7 separate regions of the Homo sapiens genome follow, and all the other regions are linked to region 6. A link is a contact called in ENCODE Hi-C or POLR2A ChIA-PET data. All regions are on one chromosome and are shown on one strand. Each heading gives the region's core, a stretch centred on a gene start or an enhancer-like site at or near the end of the contact. The rest is flanking DNA. Distances are from core to core; before and after follow the strand shown.

Region 1 (2,700 bases), core at 39-2,538, 310 kb after region 6:
CTCCTCCTGGCCCGTTTAGCAGGGTCACCCCAACCCCTCTATCACATGCCATGTGCTTTCCTCACTGCATTTTGTAATAATACATTCACGCCTTACTGGAACACTGACTTCTTAAGTGGATTCTAAGTCTCTTAAGGGCAGGGAGCTCGTCTGATCCATTTACCAACAGCCCCCATAGCCCCCTCGCCCTCCACAACCCCGCACAGCGAATGAAAGGAGGCTCTCGGAGCGCAGGAGACACACGACGGTTCTCTAGCGCTTGGGCACGGAGCAGGGAGCTGCTGCCTCACGCCCAGGCTTTGTTCATCCAGAGGGCACCGAGCAGCTTCTGAGACCCACCCTGTGTCACTGGCCGGGCTGCATATCCCAGTCTGATGCACAGACCCACGATTTTTTGTTTGTTTATTTTCTGAGACGGAGTCTCGCTCTGTCGCCCAGACTGGAGTGCAGTGGCACGATCTCGGCTTACTGCAAGCTCCACTTCCCGGGTTCACGCCATTCTCCTGCCTCAGCCTCCCGAGTAGATGGGACTACAGGCGCCCGCCACCACGCCCGGCTAACTTTTTGTATTTTTAGTAGAGACCGGGTTTCACCGTGTTAGCCAGGATGGTCTCGATCTCCTGACCTCGTGATCCGCCCGCCTCGGCCTCCCAAAGTGCTGGGATTACAGTCGTGAGCCACTGCGCCTGGCAGACCCACGACTTTTATAATCAGCTCCCAGGTTGGGAGAAGCCCCTTACAGATGAGGCTCCCCGCCCCCGCCGGGTGCCCGAGAGAGCAGGGCGCGGCCCGCAGGAGTCACCCGGCGGTGGCCAGGCTGCGGCGGGTCCGGACCCCTCCCGCTCCCGGCGGATGCGTCACCTCGCGCTTGAGGCGCTCGGCATCCAGCAGCGCCCGCTCGTGGAGGCGACACTCGCGCACGGTGCACACGCTGCACACACAGCGGCCCTCGGTCCGGCAGAAGAGCTCCAGCGGCCGCCCGTGGCGGGGGCAGCGCGCGGCAGGGTCGGGGCCGGGGCCGGGATCGGGGCCGGGATCCCGGGCGGGCCCGGCGCGCACCACCTCCAGCACGCCGCTGAGGGCCACGTTGCGGCGCAGCTCGGCGCCGTCGGGAAAGGGCTCCCGGCACTCGGGGCACGCCTTTCCGCAGCGGTCCCACCAGTCCCGGATGCAGGCCCCGCAGAAGTTGTGGCCGCAGGGCAGCGTCACTGGGTCCTGGTAGAGCCCCAGGCAGATGGCGCAGGTCAGCTTCTCCTCCAGCAGCTGCGCGGCCATGGCCCGGCGGCGGCGAGAGCCAGGCGGGCCCCGGGCGTCTTAAAGGGACCGCGGGCCTCGCGCGCTGAGGGCGCCTGGGCGTGGCTAACGCGGGGCGGGGCGAGATCCGGGCGGGGCGGGGCGAGATCCGCGCCCGGGAAGGCGGAGGGGGGCGGCAGGCCCTTCTCTGACACCCTCGACGAGCGACCGCCGCAGGGGCCTAGGCCACCCCTGCCCACCTCGGCCTGGCCCGCTCGAAGGTTCCGCGTTCCCGCCTTGCGCCCCTCCCTCCGTTAGGGTCCACGCCACCCCGGCTGAGAGCTGAGTTCGGCTCTCTAGGGTCCCAGCCTGGCGGGTCCATCCCACCCCCCTGGGCCTTCAGCCCAGGTCCTGGAGACCAGAGGCTCGAAAACCCCGCCAGGACTCCGGGCTTCTGACCACGGGCCGCGCGGAACCTCTTCTGGACTCATCTGCCAGTCGCCTAACAGCATAGACCCCCACCCCCAACAATCCCCCGGGGCTTGGCGATGAAACGGGCTGGCGGGCTCCCTGCAGACCCGAGCACTGCTGCACTTTTTCCTGGAGCTGGGTTTCGGACACTTGCCAGACTGGGGTGTCTCCCTTCTCTGGGCTACACGTAATTTTGGTTCTTTTAAAGTAAACAGCGAGATGGAAATGTCTGGTCACCAAGAGACAGGGACCAGTTAACTGGTATTTTTCAAATGGCCCTGAATGAATACACAAACCAGCTTTCATCTGCAATCAGCATCCCCTCTTCCTGCTGCCCTCCGCTGGGGAGAGTTCCTTGCCTGGGGTCCAAGCTGATCTGCAGCCTCAGTATTTACAGGCACTCCAGCATTTCCCCTGAAGCTGAGCAGGCAAGGCGGGTCTGGGGCCTAGCGCCCACCTACCTGACAGTGTGTATCAGGCCAGGGGGAACCCCAGGAGAGTACGGCCTTTCTAACCAAGCTGGGCTGATGTTGAGGCGGCACGAGCTCTCACTGCTGCAGCAAGCACTGCGTCCTCTGTGCGGCCATAGACGAAGTTTCTTTCTGGACAAAGTGCACGGATCTACCCTCCACCTACTAGTTAGCCAGACTTCTGCTTTTGGTAAGGGAGAAACAAAACACCTAACCATCCAGCCGCAAGACTCCATGGGTTTTCTGACCCTGAGCAGGTCTCTTGAGACACGCTGTTGCCTACCTAATGTGGCTTCTCCTCCCAAGCATGGGGTGGGGGCTGGAGCCTGTGCAGAGGGTCAGTGCTCGGGCAGGCACTCTCTCTCCAGGGGCCGGTGGGACCCCCCTGAGGCACAGAGCCAGTGCTCAATAAATGCTCCTTCCTGAGCCCAGCTGCTCTGCTCCACTTTTTCGGGGAGCTGGGTTTCAGGAACCTGCTGGATTGGGATGTCTCCCTTCCCTGGGCCACACCTGTTTTTGGCCCACT
Region 2 (2,700 bases), core at 1-2,500, 260 kb after region 6:
CTCACCTCCTGCAGGTATCGCAGCAGCTCAGAGGCCTCCGTCACATGGTTGGGCTCAGGATGACCCAGGCGGTGCAAGACAGTGTAGAGTGCGTCCTCGTAGAGCAGGGCCCGCTAAGACACACGGGGTCACCTTGGGGACCCCACCAGCCACCCCTGGCACCAACACCTCTCGCCATGGGCAGGACAAGGGCGGCTTGTGCAGCGGAGGGAGTTGAGACCCAGGAGTCCCCTCCCCACCGCAAGTTGCTTGCTGCCATCAGCGTCGGCCGGCAGGAGGACACACAGCCGCCCTCCCCACCTCTCTGCACCCCAGCACTCTGACTCTTACCTGCTCGGGGGAGAAGTGGTGGGATGGAGGCTGGATCTGCAGAGCAAGGTGGAAAGGCAGTGTCCCGGGAGGCCCAGAGCAGGCTCAGATGGACAGGAATGGCTCCTCTGAGGCCTGATCCAGGCCAAGGGTATGGGGGCCCCAGCACCCCGGCCTCCAGCCCCAGTGATGCCCCGCACCTGTTCCCCCAGCAGGCCTCCTGGAGGTCCGTCCCTGGGCCCGCCGTGGCTGAGGTCCATGGGTGCCCAGCAGCGCGAGCCCTCCGCACCCGCACCCCACCTCCCTCCCTTCCCCAGAGGAAACAGCTCTGCTTATCAGTGGCGGCTGCTCCTCACCCAGCAGCGGAAGTGAGGCTCGGCAGCGGAGGTGAGGGGGGTGCCACGTCGGCCTGGGGGTCTGCTGCTCCCCGAACAGCTCACCCCACAGCAGGGACACCCCCACCTAATGGAGTCGGCTCTTCTGAAGCTGGAGGAGTAGGGGATGGGGTCAGGCCAACCGGGAGGGAGGGGTTCTGAGAGCCTCAGACCACAGGGCCTGAGGCCCACAGTGGCCCAGAGTCCATCTGGCAGCCCCTGCTCTGCTGGCCCAGGGGGCTCTCCCCAGGGTGGAGTAGGCAGGGGAGGGTCGCTGGTCCCCAGTCCCAGCCTTCGAGAGGTGGGGCCAGACAGCAGGGCACCCGTACCCGAGACCACAGTGCTCCCCAAGGCCAGCTCTCTCCCCAGTGAGGTCACTCCTACCTCCGGGGCCATTTGGGGCGGGGGATCCTGTAGATCTCTGACTCTGCGGCGCCTTATCTTGATGGCCTGGCGCAAGAAGGGAGGGCGCTGCTGCGGATGGGAGAGGAGTGTCGCCATGGTGGCCTTCTCTGCCCTTCCCTGTCCGCTGGTGCTGGGTGAAGACAGCGAAGCCACAGGATTATGCAAAGAGCCTGGGGCTGCCACCCTCTGTCAGGGGAAGTTTTAGGGAGGGTGGCTGGGAGGGACGGAAGGGTGAGGGTTTCACCGCTTCGGAGAGGCAGTCTCCCAGGCCCCCTGCACCTTCCCCAGCTGGGATCCCTACAGGACCCTCCTCTGGCTGGAGCAGAAGGTGGACCCCGTGGGCAGGCCTGGCCCCGCCCCACCCTCCTACAGAGGCCCTGGGAAGGGGACAACGCTCTCAGCAGGGGGCGGGGGGGCCCAGAACAGGCGGGCAGCATCCTGCCCCATCCATGTGCTGTGCCCAGGCTGGGCTGAACCCTGAGAGAAGCTGACCTGGGCCCGGGGGGGTTCTCACCCCACTTCCTCGAGTGCGTCCAGACGTGGGGCGGGGCGGGGTGGGGTGGGGTGTGGTGGCGCCCAGGGTGGGGGCTCCCAAGAGGCGTCTCCCTGGAGGACAGCCAGTTGCTCAGCCTGCCTGGCCCCACAGGTGACATTCCTTGGAGATGACGGGGCCAAGCTGTGCTGGGCAGGGACAGCCCTGTGCCCCTGCCCCCACCTTGGCAGTCAGGACAGTGCTCCCTTCAGACACCCTTGAAGGGGGCTTAGCCAAGTCCCAGAGAGCTCTGGGCCAGGCTGGCCAGGAGGAGGAGGCAGAGGGGCTGCTGCCCGATCTCTCCTGAGGACAGACTTGGCTCCCGGGGGACAGGAAAATGCGCCTCAGCATGGGGCTTTCCTAGAGCTCTGTGGCCTGCCCACCCTGTGCCCAGTGCTGGGCTGGGGGACTTGCGGGCGTGTGGGCCTGGTCACGGCCTTTGGCCATTTCCCACCCTCCTGTCCCTTCAAGTTCACAGCAGGGCACGTGACGTGGGTGGTGGCAAGCCGGCTTGGCTACCTCAGTGTCCCTGTCACAGGTCCTGACGTGCTCCAGGGCTGACTCGGCCTCCTCCCTCCAGCAACCAGGACTTAGGCCAGGGCTGCCATTCCTCGAGGAGCCAGCAGGGGACAAGGTGGCAGCCCCAACTCCTCCCTTCAAGGCCAACTCTGGGCCACATCCACCTCTGTCCCAGCCAGGCCCTGGGGACTCAGTGGGGGAGGGACACAGCTGCTGAGCGACAACCGTTAAGAACCAGCTCCAGAGGCCAGAGCTGTCTTGGGGACCAGACAGGCTGGCTGGGCCGTGAGAATGGGGATCCTCCCATGGGAGGGAACCGTCCCAGAAGTCTCCAGGGCCCTCAGCGGCCAGACGGCTCTCCTTCCGGAAGAGACCCCCGGGTCACCACACGCAGAGCCAGAAAGGGTCCAGTTATTTCATTTTTACTATTTCACATTTTCAGCAAACAAATCGAGGTGCAAACAGGGTTTATTTCACATTAATATATTAACTGGATTTTTTGTCAAATAAATAGGGAATTCTCTTTAAATAACCATCTCCTCACTTCATGGCCAGTCCAGG
Region 3 (2,700 bases), core at 72-2,571, 380 kb before region 6:
CCCCTCTCTCTAAAAGAGTGTGGCTCCTTCCCCTCTCTTTTCCCCTTCCTCTCTCTAGAGTGGTTAACTCTCAAACTGTATTTAACTCTGGAAAAGTTTTCAATTACACAGGCGATAACTCCAACTTGAGGTATAACGGAAACTTATTAAGAGAAAAAGAGCAAAATAATTTTTTTTTGAGACTCAGCAAAATAATTTTTTTTTTTTTGAGACGGAGTCTCCGTCTGTCGCCCAGGATGGAGTGCAGTGGCGCGATCTTGGCTCACTGCAACCTCCGCCTCCCGGGTTGGAACAATTCTCCTGCCTCAGCCTTACGAGTAGCTGGGATTACAGGTGTCCGCCACCACTCCCGGCTAATTTTTGTATTTTCAGTAGAGACGGGGTTTCGCCATGTTGTCCAGGCTGGTCTTGAACTCCTGACCTCAGGTGATCCAACCACCTCGGCGTCCCGGAGTGCTGGGATTACAGGCGCGCGCTACCAAGCACAGCTAATTTTTTTTTTTTTTTTTGAGACGGAGTCTCGCTCTGTCTCCCAGGCTGGAGTGCAGTGGTGCGATCTTGGCTCAATGCAACCTCCACCTCCCGGGTTGGAACAATTCTCTTGCCTCAGCCTTCCGAGTAGCTGGAATTACAGGTGTCCGCCACCACGCCCGTCTAATTTTTTATATTTTTAGTAGAGACGAGGTTTCATCATATTGGCCAGACTGGTCTTGAACTCCTGAACTCCAGTGATCCACCCACCTTGGGCTGCCAAAGTGTTGGGATTAGAGGCTTGAGCCACAGCGCCGGGCCTTCAGGGGTATCGATTTTGTTCCCGTGCCTCTTGTGTGTGTTCTAGTGTGGAAGTGGAGGCGATTGCTTTCCAGCACAAGCCCGTTTGACTGTCGGGGTTTGGACAAGTGGCTGCGACGACACTAAGGTGGAGACCGGGATGTAGCGAGGACTCCCAGAGTTGGGAGACGTTGTACGCTTACTGGGACCTAAATCCCGCACGAGTTCCCACCCAAGTGCCGCCGCCCCAGCCTACGCACGCGCATTCGCACCGTCTCCAGCCCCGGGGTCCTCCTGCCCCTCCCGCCGTCTCCGGGGGCCTTTTCTCCGCTCGGCACCAGGGTGTCCCCGGCGCCGCCTGATCCTGTTAGCGCGGTACTCTGAGTGCAGTCAGTCCTCGGCGCTGTTTTCCCTGATTTGCTGTCGACGCCAGGAAGGAAGGACGCGTGCAGAGGACCGCAGAGGGGTGGCCGTGGCTGAGAGGAGACAGCGCCGCAGCACTGAGGGTTTGGGCTTGCAGGCGCTGCAGGAGACGCCCAGGCGGAGTCTTGTCTCGCAGCCAGCTCTGAGCGGGAGGCCTGAGCGGGAAGCATTGGCGTCCGAGCGACTTCTAGGAGCCTGGGGTTCGGCGCTATGGAGGAGCTCGATGGCGAGCCAACAGTCACTGTAAGGGTACCCCGAACAGGCTTGCTCGTCCTTGCGGGTTGAGAACTGCGTCTGCTTAGTTACTTCAGGCTTGTCTGCTTCCCTAGTGGTCGCGAGGCGCTCGTCCCCTTCCCTCGACTCAGTTGCCACTTTTCCGGAGGTCGCAGTGTTAACGAGGTGCCCGCCCTAGGGTCGCAGTGGTCGCGGGGTTTCTGCCACCAGTCACAAACCCCGGCCTCGAAGGTCCCACTCCGTCCCTTTCCTTCCTTTGTGTTCCTGGCCTTTTTACTTCCCTTGCTTTTCCTCTTGGGCATTAGAGTGGGTTCAGCCCAAGCAGAGGAATTTATATTTTTATTCCAGCCGTATTAAGCTCTGCATCGCGGCACATTGAGCTTCTGCCTGTGTGGCCTAAGGTTTATTCAACGTATTATCTCAGGAGACTATTCCTGTTTTATCGCTGTGCATTCAATTCCATTTGAACTTTGAAGACAGTATGTCAACTGTGGATGATCTGTGATGTGTATAAAAAAAATTCACGCGCTTTATGTACGAGATACCTACCGTTTCTGCTAGTTGGATTGCTCTTGTTTTCCCTCTTGTTAACCAGAAGTGACTGAGGCAGGTCTCAACCGATAAAGGTTTAATTAGCTAAGGTTGAGGATCCAACCGGGAAAAAGCACAGGTCACAGGAGGATCTGAGACCTGTGCTTTTTCCAAAGATGGTTTTGGGAACATCACTAGTTAAAGAGGAAGGAGCTAGCAGGAGGGGCAAAAAAGGGAGGTTAGGCAGTGAGGAGGCAAATGATTACATTCTTGTGAGTCGGTGATTAGCCTCAGTAAATCTGCATTTTACCTGTGAAAAGAGGGAGCAGAGGAAAATTTTATGTATGCATTCATCTCAGGGTAGGTAGAGGGATTATGGTTATTATTACTGTTATTTTTTAGACGGAGTCTCGCTCTGTCTCCCAGGCTGGAGTGCAGTGGCGCGGTCTCGGCTCACTGTAACCTCCGCCTCCCGGGTTCACACCATTCTCCTGCCTCAGCCTCCTGAGTAGCTGGGACTACAGGTGCCCGCCACCACGCCCGGCTAATTTTTTGTACTTTTTTGTATTTTTAGTAGAGACGGGGTTTCACCGTGTTGGCCAGGATGGTCTCAATCTCCTGACCTCGTGATCCGCCCACCTCGGCCTCCCAAAGTGCTGGGATTACAGGCGTGAGCCACCGCACCCGGCCGATTTCTGGTCTTTTACTTGTGAAGATAAGCTGGTAGTTGACATTGTCAGA
Region 4 (2,700 bases), core at 74-2,573, 430 kb before region 6:
AGAGGATCCCAGACATAACTGTAACCCACCTTAAAGAACAGTGTGCAATTAGCTGAGACAATGTGGACACCTTCCACAGAATCCAAACCCTTCCACCAAGTAAGTTAAGCAAGGACTTGGAAAAGGGTTCCTGTCCAAACACTGTACCCAGTGCCCCAAGCCCAAAAAGCAGTGGGAAGAAGGGCAAGAAAAATCCCCCGCTTCCCAGGTAGCGCTACCACGTTAGAGACAATGGATGTCTCCGGCCCCGCCCAAGAACAAGAAACCTCCTCCTGCAAGGGAACCAGGGCCAGGGATGAACTCACTGGGCAAACGTCAAAGGAGGAAGCGAAGGTAGGATGCAAAGGCCACGGTCCGAAGGTTTAAGCGCAGAAAACCCACTCGGGTTGGCTCGTTCCCCGCGCCCGCCCCCGCCCCCCGCCTTAGAAATGAGCGCAGGGATGGGGAGAAGGGGTCTTTCCTTTGTTAGGAAGGGGAGACACTTGGAAGAGGGGAGGCACTTCGAAGAGGGGAAGAACGATTGGGTCCTCAATGGGGGGTGAAGGGTCGCGATGACCAGCCCCGCTCGACCACACATGCACCTGTCAGGTAGGTCCGAATAAGGAGTGGGGGCACGGCGAGGGTAAGGAGCCCGCCGGACCTGATCGATCCGGTCTCCGGATCCAATGGCTGCGCGCGAGAGCGAGACCAACCGCATGCCACGGGGGAGAGACAGGAGCGCGTGGCCCATCAATGGGACAATAGGACCTGACCATGCATGGGGCCCTAAAGGATCCCCGGGCACCTGGGGGGCCAAGCCCACCACCCTGGGGATGCACCAGCCGGGATGCACACAGGAGAAAGCGAAGCCCTCCCCGAAGGTTCCGATTAACGAAAACCGGCCGTGCTCCGAGGGGCGACCAGCCCCGGCCTCCTCAGCCCCTGACTCCGTGGAAGGAATGAATGGAGAGCAGCAGGGACCCGGGTGGGGCCGGCGCGCAGGGCTCGCCAGGCGGCACAAAGGCGGCGCCGACGGCAGAACCCCGCCACCCGCCCCGGCGCGAGCACAGCGCACGGGGCTCGTTACCCGCAACGACCGGCGCGAGGCCCCGCCGGCAGCGGCCCTCCCAGCCCCTCAGCCCCGCGCGGCTCGGGCGCGACCCGGTCGCCTCACCGGGAGCTATTCCTGCTGTTGGGGTCGACTCCCTTGAAGGTGGTGGTTGTGGTCATGGCGCCGAGGAGCGAGGTAGGCTGGCGCCGGAGCAGAACGCTCAAAGGGTCGGACCCGAGGGGCGCTGGGAAACTCCACACCCAACAGCCGACCACCGCTGCAGGAGCCGCCGCTGCCGCCTGTCCGGCCGATCGACGCCTTTATAGGGTTTTCAACCCCCGCCCCCTAACCCGCCGGCATTGGCCGATTCAAATGAATTCTTTCATTCCTATTGGCTCTCTGGAGTGCCAAGCACCATGCGGCATTACGATGGGCTGTGGCGGCCACGGCTCAGCCTAAGCCCGCCCCCTTCCTGGACTGGGAAGGCCTTGGGACTCTCTCCCCTCCCCCACCCCAAAATCTCGGCGATGATTGGACGGAAGGCGAATCTACCTCGCGCTGGGTGGAAGTCGTGCTGGCTGTCACTGTAAAACGTTACCTGACAGAGGGGGAAGCTCTTTCTTGGGGAGTTACAACCTCGGCAAGCAGAAGGGAGATTTGTCACTGTTACTGTTCTCTCATTTGCTTTACTGATGGTGGGATAGTAAGGGCATCCTCCTTAAAGGATGAAAAGTACTGCAACAAGTTGACATTTATCTGTTGAATACCTACTGTGTGTCCCATTTAGAAACCTAATAGTCTCAAAGCAGCCGCACAATGAGTCAGCAACAGAGAGCGCACCAAGATGATCCCTTTTAAAAGGACTGGAAATTCCTTACATTTTAATGTTACTGTTTAGTTGTAATGGGTGGTGCATGTACTGGACCAAAATTACAGTCGCTCCTATTTGGGGGCCTATTCTAAGGCTGGTTAATGCCTGGCACCAGGAATGGACTCATTCCCTGCTACCAAGACTATGGAAGCAGCTCAGGCCTCTGCAGCTGTTTATAACCCTTAAGTCATGACTCTTCCACCTGTCTGGGTAAATCTATCCATGCGACAAATGCAGACACACTTGGAGGATTCAGGAATGATGGTTTACAAGATCATAATAGGAAAGCCTTGGGCAAAAGAGGGCAGGCCCTTCTCATGTCTTGCATATTTCCTCAAGGCAGATGTCTTTGCTTGTCTCAATATTTCCATAATAATTGAACCACATTCCTCTTTGCAAAGCCACCTTTCAGGTAGTTGGAAGTTTGTATTCTGGGCAGTCTAGGTTAACCACCCTCCCCCCCCGGGCTTTCATGAAAAGCCAGTGAGAAGTTCTGTTCTAGAAAGCACGGATGATGCATTTATGTGCTTACCACAACAGCACGAAGCGCACCACTTGTTTGTGTTAGAATCTTCCCTTCTTTTTTTCCTTTCTTTTTTTTTTTTGTTTTTGAAGTGGAGTTTCGCTCTTGTCACCCAGGCTAGAGTGCAATGGCGCTCAATGCAACCTCCACCTCCCAGGTTCAAGCGATTCTCCTGCCTCAGCCTCCGTAATAGCTGGAACTACAGGCGTGCGCCACCACCCCTGACTAATTTTTGTATTTTTAGTAGAGACGGCGTTTCACCATATTGGCCAGGCT
Region 5 (2,751 bases), core at 126-2,625, 400 kb before region 6:
AAACAAAACAATAAATCTACAGCCTGCCATTCAAAACTCATTACCGTTGTCATTAAAAAGTTACCAAACTCAGTTTAATAACCTAAATCCAATCTCCATTAAAGGAAACACACAAACAAAAAAAACAATCGAAGAATATCCCGATTCCCCCCGGAACAGCGGTAATACTCAGTCAGGACCACAGTTAACGTTCTCCTCTATTAGCAGCTTCATTTTTATTTTCGGTTAAGAGCACTTATTCTCCCCTCCCCCCCTTTGTTGTCATGGGTCAAATACACAGTTTTATCCTGATTTGTTTCTTGTAGATTTCGACCCAACCTAAAGTTGTCCAAAATCGAGTGCAGAAGCAATTCTGTAGCCCTAAAACGCTCCAGAAAGTAAAGGCGCGGGAGGCGGGGGGTGCCACCAAACTAAAAGCAGCAAGTCCCGTGTGCCCCGATGATGGGTGTCCCCAAGTCCTCCCGGGAAGTCTCCGGGTGCCTCAAAAGCCGCGTTCAAAAGTTAAGCCGCACAAAGTCTCTCTGCTCGTACCTGTGCCTCCAACTTCATGAAACCACATGGTGTTCGCGGATTAGGGGTTCGTTGGCACCCAGGGAAAAGCCGCTGCCCCTCCCCCTTCGGGCCCCTGAGGCTATTAAAGTGGGAAATACTCCACGGGAATCCCCCTACCCCCAGGCCCAGGACGGCGGCCCGCGGGCATCCAGGTTCCTGCCCGTCCGCAGCCCATTGATTCGCCCCGAACCCTCGCCCCGCCGCCGCGGCCCCAGGCAGGGGTCCCCAGATGCCCGCGGTTCCTACCCGAGAGGTGAAGCCCGAGCCCAGAGGACTCCTCGCCGCCTCGGAGACTGCAACACCCGACGCGGGGTCGACAGAAGGTGGAGACCCCGCGCGCCCTAACGCCCCTCCTCACGCGCGCCGGCCGGCTGGGCCAAGAATCCCCGTTCGGGGCTGGTGGGTCCGCGGGCGTCCGCTTTCTGCCCGCCCAACTCGCGCCCGGCGCGCACTCGGAGGCCGCCGGGGGCGGGAGAGAGCGGCGGGGCCTCCTTCGGCGCGGGAGGGAGGAAGAGAGGGAGGGAGGAAAATGGCGCGGAGCGCCCGGGCCTGAGCCGCGGCCGGCCCCGTGGGGGGCCCGGGAAAGCGCTGGGAGCCAGCGGCGGGCTCTGGCCGGACCCCGGCCCGCGCCATGACCCCCACCGCGCGGCGAGGCGAAGGGGCCGGCGGCGAGCTCACCTTGGGCTTTTCGTCGGCCATGGCGAGCGCCGGAGTCTCCTCAGCTGCCGCTTCACAAAAGAGGTACCAGGTCCGCACCAAACGAGCACACAAGCAGCACCAGGAGCGGCAGAAGAAGGAGGCGGCAGCGGTGGACGAGGGGAGAGGGTGCGCGCACGTCGTGCGCTCCCTCCCCCCACCCTGCGTGCGCGAGCACGAGTAGCCGAAGCCTCCCATTGGCTGGCGCCTCGCGGGAGCGCGCAACGCTTACATAACCACCCCCACCCCCCGTCCCACGCCACCGCGTCCTGGGCCAGGCGCCCGCCCGGCCGGCGGGAAGAGGCGCGGACACGCGCACCCGGCCCGCCGCGGGGGCGCGCCTGGCTCTGGGCGGGGCTGTATTGTCCTCCTTCGTGGTGGAGCATAATCAAAATGGCTTCCAGCTGGTCCTCGGTGGGAACGATGAGGCTCGAGGCTTTAGACGTAAGCCATAGGCCAGGGAAGGCAGACTTACTAGAGGAGGAAGGGGATTCCTAAATCAAAGCCCCAGCATGAGGTTCTGGAAAAATCTCTCTCATTCAGTGGACCAGCAGCCCTCCCATGGTTACTTCCTCTCAGTCAATCTCAACCTGCTTCCCACCGGACTCTTGCCTAAAATGCAGTGTCTTCTTCTTCTTCTTCTTCTTCTTTTTTTTGAGACGGAGTCTCGCTCAGTCGCCCAGGCTGGAGTGCAGTGGCACGATCTCGGCTCACAGCAACCTCTGCCTCCCGGGTTCAAGTGATTCTCCTGCCTCAGCCTCCCGAGTAGCTGAGACTACAGGTACCCGCCACAACGCCCGGCTAATTTTTCGTAGAGACGGGGTTTCACCGTGTTAGCCAGGATGGTCTCGATCTCCTGACCTCGTGATCCGCCCGCCTCGGCCTCCCAAAGTGCTGGGATTACAGGCGTGAGCCACCGCGCCCGGCCTACAGTGTCTTCTTCTGTCCTGCTGGTAACCCTAGACTTTGACTAGCTACGGGAAAATATTCATGTATTCATTCAACGAGATCCTTACTCATCGCCTGTCTTCCAAGAGGAAACAGTATCCATAAGCGAGAACTACCCAACAATCAAGCTTCCAGCCAATTTAATCCTTTCCTCGTTGCATCCAGTTAAAACATACACATGCGTCCCTCCTGTCTGAAGAACAATCCGATGTGTGTGCACTGGATTCCATCTCGCTTCTTCCCCCGGGGCTTTATTATTTCCTTTTGTCCCTGAATTTTCTTCCTCTCCTCCGTTAGTATAGAAAAAAAAAAAAAAGCTCCCAATTCTATGAAGTTACCATCCTATCTCTCTCCATTCTTGGCCAAACAGCTCGAAAAAATGTCCCCGCCAGCTGTCTCCAACCCCTCCCCTCCCACTCACTCCTCAACCCACTGCAATCTGGTGCTGTCCCCAAAGTTCCACTAAAACTGCTCTCCACAAGGTCACCGCAGACTTCTTTGCTGAATCCAGTATGCTTCTCAGTTTGTCACTCCTCTTGAACTTTGCAGGAGGTA
Region 6 (2,500 bases), core at 1-2,500:
GCATGTGCCACCACACCTAGGTAATTTTTGTATTTTTAGTAGAGATGGGGTTTCACCATGTTGGCCAGGCAGATCTCGAACTCCTGACATCAGGTGATCCACCCACTTCGGCCTCCCAAAATGCTGGGATTACAGGCATGAGCCACCTCACTTGGCCAGGATCCACTTTGGATGTAGAAACCCATCAATAAGGAATTGGTTCAACCATGGTGCATTTATTTGCAAGGAAGAGAGGGAGGAGAGAAGGGAGGAAGGCAGGCTGGCTTTTTATGGTATTATTATGAAATCACCAGATTACATTGTTAAGTGAAAAAGGCAAAGTGGAGACCCCGGAGCTACATAAGCTACCACTTGTGCTAAAGGGGAAAAATATAATATTTGCTTTTCTCTGCATGGAAAGTTTTTGTTGTTGTTTCTTTGTTTTTGAGACAAACAAAATGCTGTCACCCAGGCTGGAGTGCAGTGGTGTGATCTCAGCTCACTGCAAGCTCTGCCTCCTGGGTTCATGCCATTCTCTCCTGCCTCCTGGGTTCATGCCATTCTCTTGCCTCAGCCTCCCGAGTAGCTGGGACTACAGGCGCCCCCCACCACGACCGGCTAATTTATCGTATTTTTTAGTAGAGACGGGGGTTTCACCATGTTAGCCAGGATGGTCTCCATCTCCTGACCTCGTGATCCGCCCTCCTTGGCCTCCCAGAGTGCTGGGATTACAGGCGTGAGCCACCGCGCCCGGCCAACCTGGAAAATTTTGCAAGGAAATACAGAAATGGGTAACCTCAGGGGAACACTGAGTACATAGGCTGAGGGTCAGGAATGGGAGACTTTTATCTTGTAATGTTTGGATGTTTGAATTATGTGAATGTATTACCTGTTTTAAAAATAGATATTTTAAAAACACACACATTGGGGCAATCAGGAATGTATGGGGTGTGGTTCTGTTCCACAACTCCAAGGAGGTAGACAGGCATGTTTTACACCAGTTCAAGATGTACATTTATGTTTTATGTACTTTTCGGTAAATTGTATTTATTCCACAATTGAAAAGAACAAAAACCCTAGCGACTCATGGAGTGCTGCCGTGTGCCAGGGTGGGCCTGGCCCCAGTCCCTTGGAACCCTCAGAAGGAAGAAGTCCAGACAGGTTCTCTGGGCCCTTCCTTGCTGGGCAAGCACTGAGGTGGGAGTGGAGCATGGACCCCCTCAGTCTGGCGCGGTGCGAGGCTGGCCTGGCTGGCAGCGCCTCCCGGCGGCACTGTTGCCCTGTCCGCAGCTGTAGCGTCTCCTGTTTCCTGGGCGCCTCTATTCCATTGTTGGCCGAGGGGGTCAGGACCCGCCGCCTTCTGCATTATTGATGGTCCTGTAAGGCGGGCACCTCGGGGAGTAGAGCCTGTAGCCCCTGCGAGAGCAGAGCCGGGTGGTGCACTGCACAGAAGGTCACCGCGGGAGGCCAAATCCCCGGGGAGGGGAAAGGACCTGGGCGTCGGGAAGCCCGTCTCCTTTGGGCCAGCCATGGGCAGGAACCAGCGCAAAGCGCCCCAGCGCCTGGAGAGGCCCGGGAGGCCGGCCTCAGGGGAGCAGGAGTCGGGGTCGGCCAGCGCGGATGGCGCGCCCAGCCGGGAACGCCGTTCCGACCGCGGGCAGGCGGACAGGGCGAAACCGGCGGCCGAGCCTGCCACCGCCGGGGGCCAGGGAACCCCTGGTGGCCGCAGGAAGCCCACTGCAGAGGGGAACGGCGGCTGCAGACGCCCAGGGGCTGGGCTGTCCCCGAAAGCCCAGGAGAGGCAAAGCAACGCGCAGCGTCAGGGACGCGGGCCCAGGGGCGGCCGCGGGGGGCGCCTGGAGGAGGGAAGCCTCTCCGGAGGAGAAGAGCTGGGCGGCCGCCGTAGGAGGAAGCGGAAAGATAAGGGGCCCTCGGCTCGGCGGGGCCGCCGGACGCCCAGGAGCCTCAATGGGGACACGTCGGGTGGGGACGGAGGCAGCTCCTGTCCGGACAGCGAAACCCGCGAGGCCCAGGAGAGCGGCAGCCAGCGCGGCACAGCCCGGGAGCTGCGGCCCACGCCGGAGCCTACGGACATGGGCTCGGAAGGGACAAAAACCGGGCCGGAGTCAGCGCTGGAGCCAAGCAGCGACGGCCTGGACAGCGACTGGCCCCACGCAGATACCCGGGGCCGGGAAGGGTCGTCGGGGACGGGGCCCCTGGGAGCCAGCGAGCATTCCGGCGGGGACTCCGACTCGAGTCCGCTGGGGACCGGACCTGGACGGGGCTCTCGGGCAGCTATGGCCTCCAGGACCTTCGAGGACAGCTCGCGGGCTCCTCGGGACACTGGGCCGGCCAAGGACGCGAGCGACAACCGGGCGCAGCGGGGCGCCGAGCCAGAAACAATGCAGGCCTCGACGGCCCGGGCTCCGCGCCACCAGGTCGGAAAGGCGGTGGGGCAGGTGCCAGCGGCGGCAGGCGAGGGCGAAGCGGGAGCCGCAGCAGGAGCGGGGCCGGAGGACCC
Region 7 (2,700 bases), core at 56-2,555, 410 kb after region 6:
ACAAAATGAGACCCTGTTTCTAAAGAAAAAGAAAAGAGGCTGGGCACAGTGGCTCATGCCTGTAATCTCAGAACTTTTGGGAGGCTGAGGCTGGTGGATTACTTGAGTCCAGGAGTTCAAGACCAGCCTGGACGGCCGGGTGTGGTGGCTCACGCCTGTAATCCCAGCACTTTGGGAGGCCGAGGTGGGTGGATCACTTGAGGTCAGGAGTTCGAGACCGGCCTGACCAACATGGTGAAACCCTGTCTCTACAAAAAATACGAAATTAGCTGAGCGTGGTGGCACATGCCTGTAATCCCAGCTATTCAGGAGGCCAAGGCAGGAGAATCGCTTGAAACTGGGAGGCGGAGGTTGCAGTGAGCTGAGATCACACCATTGCACTCCAGCCTGGGTGACAAGAGCAAAACTCCATCTCAAAAAAAAATAATAATAATAACCAGCCTGGGTAACATGGTGAAACCCCGTCTCTACAAAAAATGCAAAAATTAGCAGGGTGCGTTGTTGCACACATGCCTGTAGTCCCAGCTACTGGGGAGGCTGAGGTGGGAGGATCACTTGAGCCAGGGAGGCAGAGATTGCAGTGAGCTGAGACTGTACCACTGTACTGCAGCCTGGGTGACAGAGTGAGACCCTGTCAAAAAAAAAAAAAAAAAGAGAGAGAGAAAGAAAGAAAAAGAAAGAAAAGAAAAGAAAGAGAAAAGAGAAGAGAAAGGGAGGGAGGGAAACCTTCCTGTGTGTCCCCTGTGCACCTCCCTCTTCGAGCATCCTTACAGCTCTGGGACTTGCCCAAACCTTTCTCCCCAAACCACACACCCACAGAGTCTGGAGCAGGGCCGGAGTTTCCCCGGCTCCTCGGGTGTGTCAGCATCACACATCCCTCCCTGTCTCCCTGCTGCCAACCAGTTCCACCACTGTGCACCTCTGCCCCAATTCCACCTCCCACGCCTGCTGCTGCACCTTGGACTTGTTTTCCTGAAATTGCATGCCATCCACTCTCCCTTCTACTTCTGCTGCGTCCCTCTTGCCCTATCAGGACCTGTGGACTCAGGACTCCCGGGCTTTCTCCCCCATCTCTCTTCCCCGTTGGGCCTCACTACCATTTCAGCCACTTTCCTGGCAGCTTCACTCCTGCCCCAAGACCCCAGCCTCCACCCTCCTGGTTCTGCCAACTGTTGAGTGCAGAAAGATCACAGAACTCCAAGGATTTGGAGCTCAATGATTTCAGGGGCTCACTGGCATTCCCCTGCTCTGCCTAGAAATCCTTCCTGTGTCCTGGCCACACCCCCCTCCCCGGCGCCACCACAGCTAGTCCAGAAATTCCCCTGCCTCACAAGAACCCACTTCCTCTCCTCCCCTGTCCCTCCCGGCTTATTGCTTTATGAGCCAGCTAGAATCGAGGCCACAGGCAGCCGTTCTTCCTCCTACCATCAGACACTGAAACGGCCACCGACCATCAGACACTGAAACGGCCACCGTTAGCTCCTTCCTCTAGTCTAAGAGGAAGCGGGGTCCCTCCTACCTAAGGGGTTACCACAGTTCTTCCCTGTCCACATATAAGGTGTTCAAGCCTCCTCTATATGGAAATAATAGTCTCAATGACAAGAAGTCATCTTCTACACTAGAGTCTGACCTACCTGCCCATGACCTTCCCTCCCTTTGCAGACAAACCTCCTAAAAGAACATCTGTGCTCCGTATAACCCCTTCCTCTTCCCAGGCCTCACCCCACTGCATTCTGACTGCTTTTTATAACCCAGGCCCTTCTTCTTTGCTCCAGGTTCTTAATCTTTTTTTTTTTTTCCTGAGATGGAGTCTCGCTCTGTCACCCAGGCTGGGAGTGCAGTGGCACGATCTCTGCTTACTGCAACCTCTGCTTCCTGGGTTCAAGCGATTCTGCCTCAGCCTCCCTAGTAGCTGGGATTACAGGTGCCCGCCACCACACCCAGCTAATTTTTGTCTTTTTAGTAGAGACAGGGTTTCACCATGTTGGCCAGGCTGGTCTTCAGCTCCTGACCTCAGGTGATCCGCCTGCGTCAGCCTCCCAGAGTGCTGGGATTACAGATGTGAGCCACTGCGCCTGGCCTTTTTCCTTTTTTTTTCCTTTTTTTTTTTTTTTTGAGACAGAGTCTCATTCTGTTTCCCAGGCTGGAGTGCAGTGGCGCAATCTTGGCTCACTGCGACATCCACCTCCCCGGTTCAAGTGATTCTCGTGCCTCAGCCTCCCAAGTAGTCGGGCCTGGGTAACTTTTGTATTTTTAGTAGAGACAGGGTTTTCGCTTGTTGGCCAGGCTGGTCTTGAGCTCCTGGCCTCAAGTGATCTGCTTGTCTTGCCCTCCCAAAGTGTTGGGATTACAGTGTTGGGAGCCACCGCGCCACGCCCCGATTCCTCTCTGACCTGTGTCAGCACTGGGGCTAACAGAAGCTGAGACACACAGGCAACCTCATGTTTCAAATGAGTTCATTGCCTAAGGGTAGCCTGTATAGACAGCTAGGCAGGATGACACCCTGAATTCTGCCCTCAGGCTGTGCTATAAATGACCTAGACTAGAGGAAAGGGCAGGCAGAGCCTTTATCTCAAACAGCGTCAAAAGAAAACAATGTAATAGCCTAGAACATTGAATCTATTTATTTACTTATTTTGAGACAGAGTCTCACTCTGTTGCCCAGGCTGGAGTGCAGTGGCTTGATCTCGGCTCACTGCA

What was found. A loop is a pair of places that touch in the nucleus more often than their neighbours do. ChIA-PET counts read pairs that join two places held with the same protein, here RNA polymerase II (POLR2A). Pooled maps may share reads with other maps.
Region 1: a pooled map shows a loop between it and region 6 (5-fold over the local background). The contact joins the promoter of TRIM65 here to the promoter of MYO15B in region 6. A Hi-C loop is called at or near these places in 7 of 50 pooled maps. POLR2A ChIA-PET finds 5 or more read pairs at or near these places in 2 of 52 experiments (GM12878 and HepG2).
Region 2: a loop to region 6 is called in a pooled map, with 5 times the contacts of the local background. The contact joins the promoter of UNC13D here to the promoter of MYO15B in region 6. A Hi-C loop is called at or near these places in 10 of 50 pooled maps. POLR2A ChIA-PET finds 5 or more read pairs at or near these places in 2 of 52 experiments (CD4-positive, alpha-beta T cell and activated naive CD4-positive, alpha-beta T cell).
Region 3: a loop to region 6 is called in a pooled map, with 9 times the contacts of the local background. The contact joins the promoter of NUP85 here to the promoter of MYO15B in region 6. A Hi-C loop is called at or near these places in 6 of 50 pooled maps.
Region 4: a loop to region 6 is called in a pooled map, with 26 times the contacts of the local background. The contact joins the promoter of JPT1 here to the promoter of MYO15B in region 6. A Hi-C loop is called at or near these places in 9 of 50 pooled maps. POLR2A ChIA-PET finds 5 or more read pairs at or near these places in 6 of 52 experiments (A673, CD8-positive, alpha-beta memory T cell, GM10248 and 3 more).
Region 5: a pooled map shows a loop between it and region 6 (5-fold over the local background). The contact joins the promoter of SUMO2 here to the promoter of MYO15B in region 6. A Hi-C loop is called at or near these places in 9 of 50 pooled maps. POLR2A ChIA-PET finds 5 or more read pairs at or near these places in 2 of 52 experiments (activated naive CD4-positive, alpha-beta T cell and naive thymus-derived CD8-positive, alpha-beta T cell).
Region 7: a pooled map shows a loop between it and region 6 (2.3-fold over the local background). The contact joins the enhancer-like site here to the promoter of MYO15B in region 6. A Hi-C loop is called at or near these places in 2 of 50 pooled maps. POLR2A ChIA-PET finds 5 or more read pairs at or near these places in 3 of 52 experiments (OCI-LY7, WTC11 and activated naive CD4-positive, alpha-beta T cell).

The regions. Positions count from the first base shown.
Region 1 is chr17:75,895,663-75,898,362 of GRCh38, forward strand. TRIM65 (tripartite motif containing 65) reads right to left here and starts at 1,289. Exons shown (of 6, transcript NM_173547.4): 1 at 862-1,289. The coding sequence starts at 1,275. RefSeq lists silencers at 559-1,128, 1,159-1,638 and enhancers at 1,006-1,715, 1,716-2,423.
Region 2 is chr17:75,843,154-75,845,853 of GRCh38, forward strand. It overlaps UNC13D (unc-13 homolog D), which reads right to left and starts at 1,251. Exons shown (of 32, transcript NM_199242.3): 1 at 1,068-1,251; 2 at 331-366; 3 at 6-113. The coding sequence starts at 1,184. It overlaps WBP2 (WW domain binding protein 2), which reads right to left. Exons shown (of 8, transcript NM_012478.4): 8 at 2,546-2,700. RefSeq lists silencers at 521-580, 1,431-1,490, 1,501-1,660 and enhancers at 768-1,472, 1,891-1,970, 2,101-2,190.
Region 3 is chr17:75,204,358-75,207,057 of GRCh38, forward strand. It overlaps NUP85 (nucleoporin 85), which reads left to right and starts at 1,322. Exons shown (of 19, transcript NM_024844.5): 1 at 1,322-1,437. The coding sequence starts at 1,405. RefSeq lists enhancers at 127-1,061, 1,062-1,995, 1,154-1,333.
Region 4 is chr17:75,153,189-75,155,888 of GRCh38, forward strand. JPT1 (Jupiter microtubule associated homolog 1) reads right to left here and starts at 1,324. Exons shown (of 5, transcript NM_016185.4): 1 at 1,154-1,324. The coding sequence starts at 1,209. RefSeq lists a silencer at 920-1,159 and an enhancer at 1,812-2,407.
Region 5 is chr17:75,181,584-75,184,334 of GRCh38, forward strand. SUMO2 (small ubiquitin like modifier 2) reads right to left here and starts at 1,376. Exons shown (of 4, transcript NM_006937.4): 1 at 1,231-1,376. The coding sequence starts at 1,251. RefSeq lists an enhancer at 684-1,334 and silencers at 916-1,315, 1,446-1,675.
Region 6 is chr17:75,586,550-75,589,049 of GRCh38, forward strand. It overlaps MYO15B (myosin XVB), which reads left to right and starts at 1,251. Exons shown (of 64, transcript NM_001395058.1): 1 at 1,251-2,500. The coding sequence starts at 1,509. RefSeq lists enhancers at 1,067-1,900, 1,403-1,472, 1,901-2,500 and a silencer at 2,353-2,482.
Region 7 is chr17:75,996,071-75,998,770 of GRCh38, forward strand. All of the region lies in intron 3 of TEN1 (TEN1 subunit of CST complex), which reads left to right. The region is part of intron 3 of TEN1-CDK3 (TEN1-CDK3 readthrough (NMD candidate)); the gene reads left to right. It overlaps LOC124904061 (a long non-coding RNA gene), which reads right to left. Exons shown (of 2, transcript XR_007065911.1): 2 at 2,602-2,700. Among named protein-coding and RNA genes, the nearest start is that of CDK3, 3.4 kb to the right of the region's middle. RefSeq lists enhancers at 1,227-1,306, 1,477-1,526. Within about 2 kb of position 1,306, at least 21 of the 41 ENCODE cell types and tissues checked have a DNase peak (open chromatin) inside an H3K27ac peak, as active enhancers do.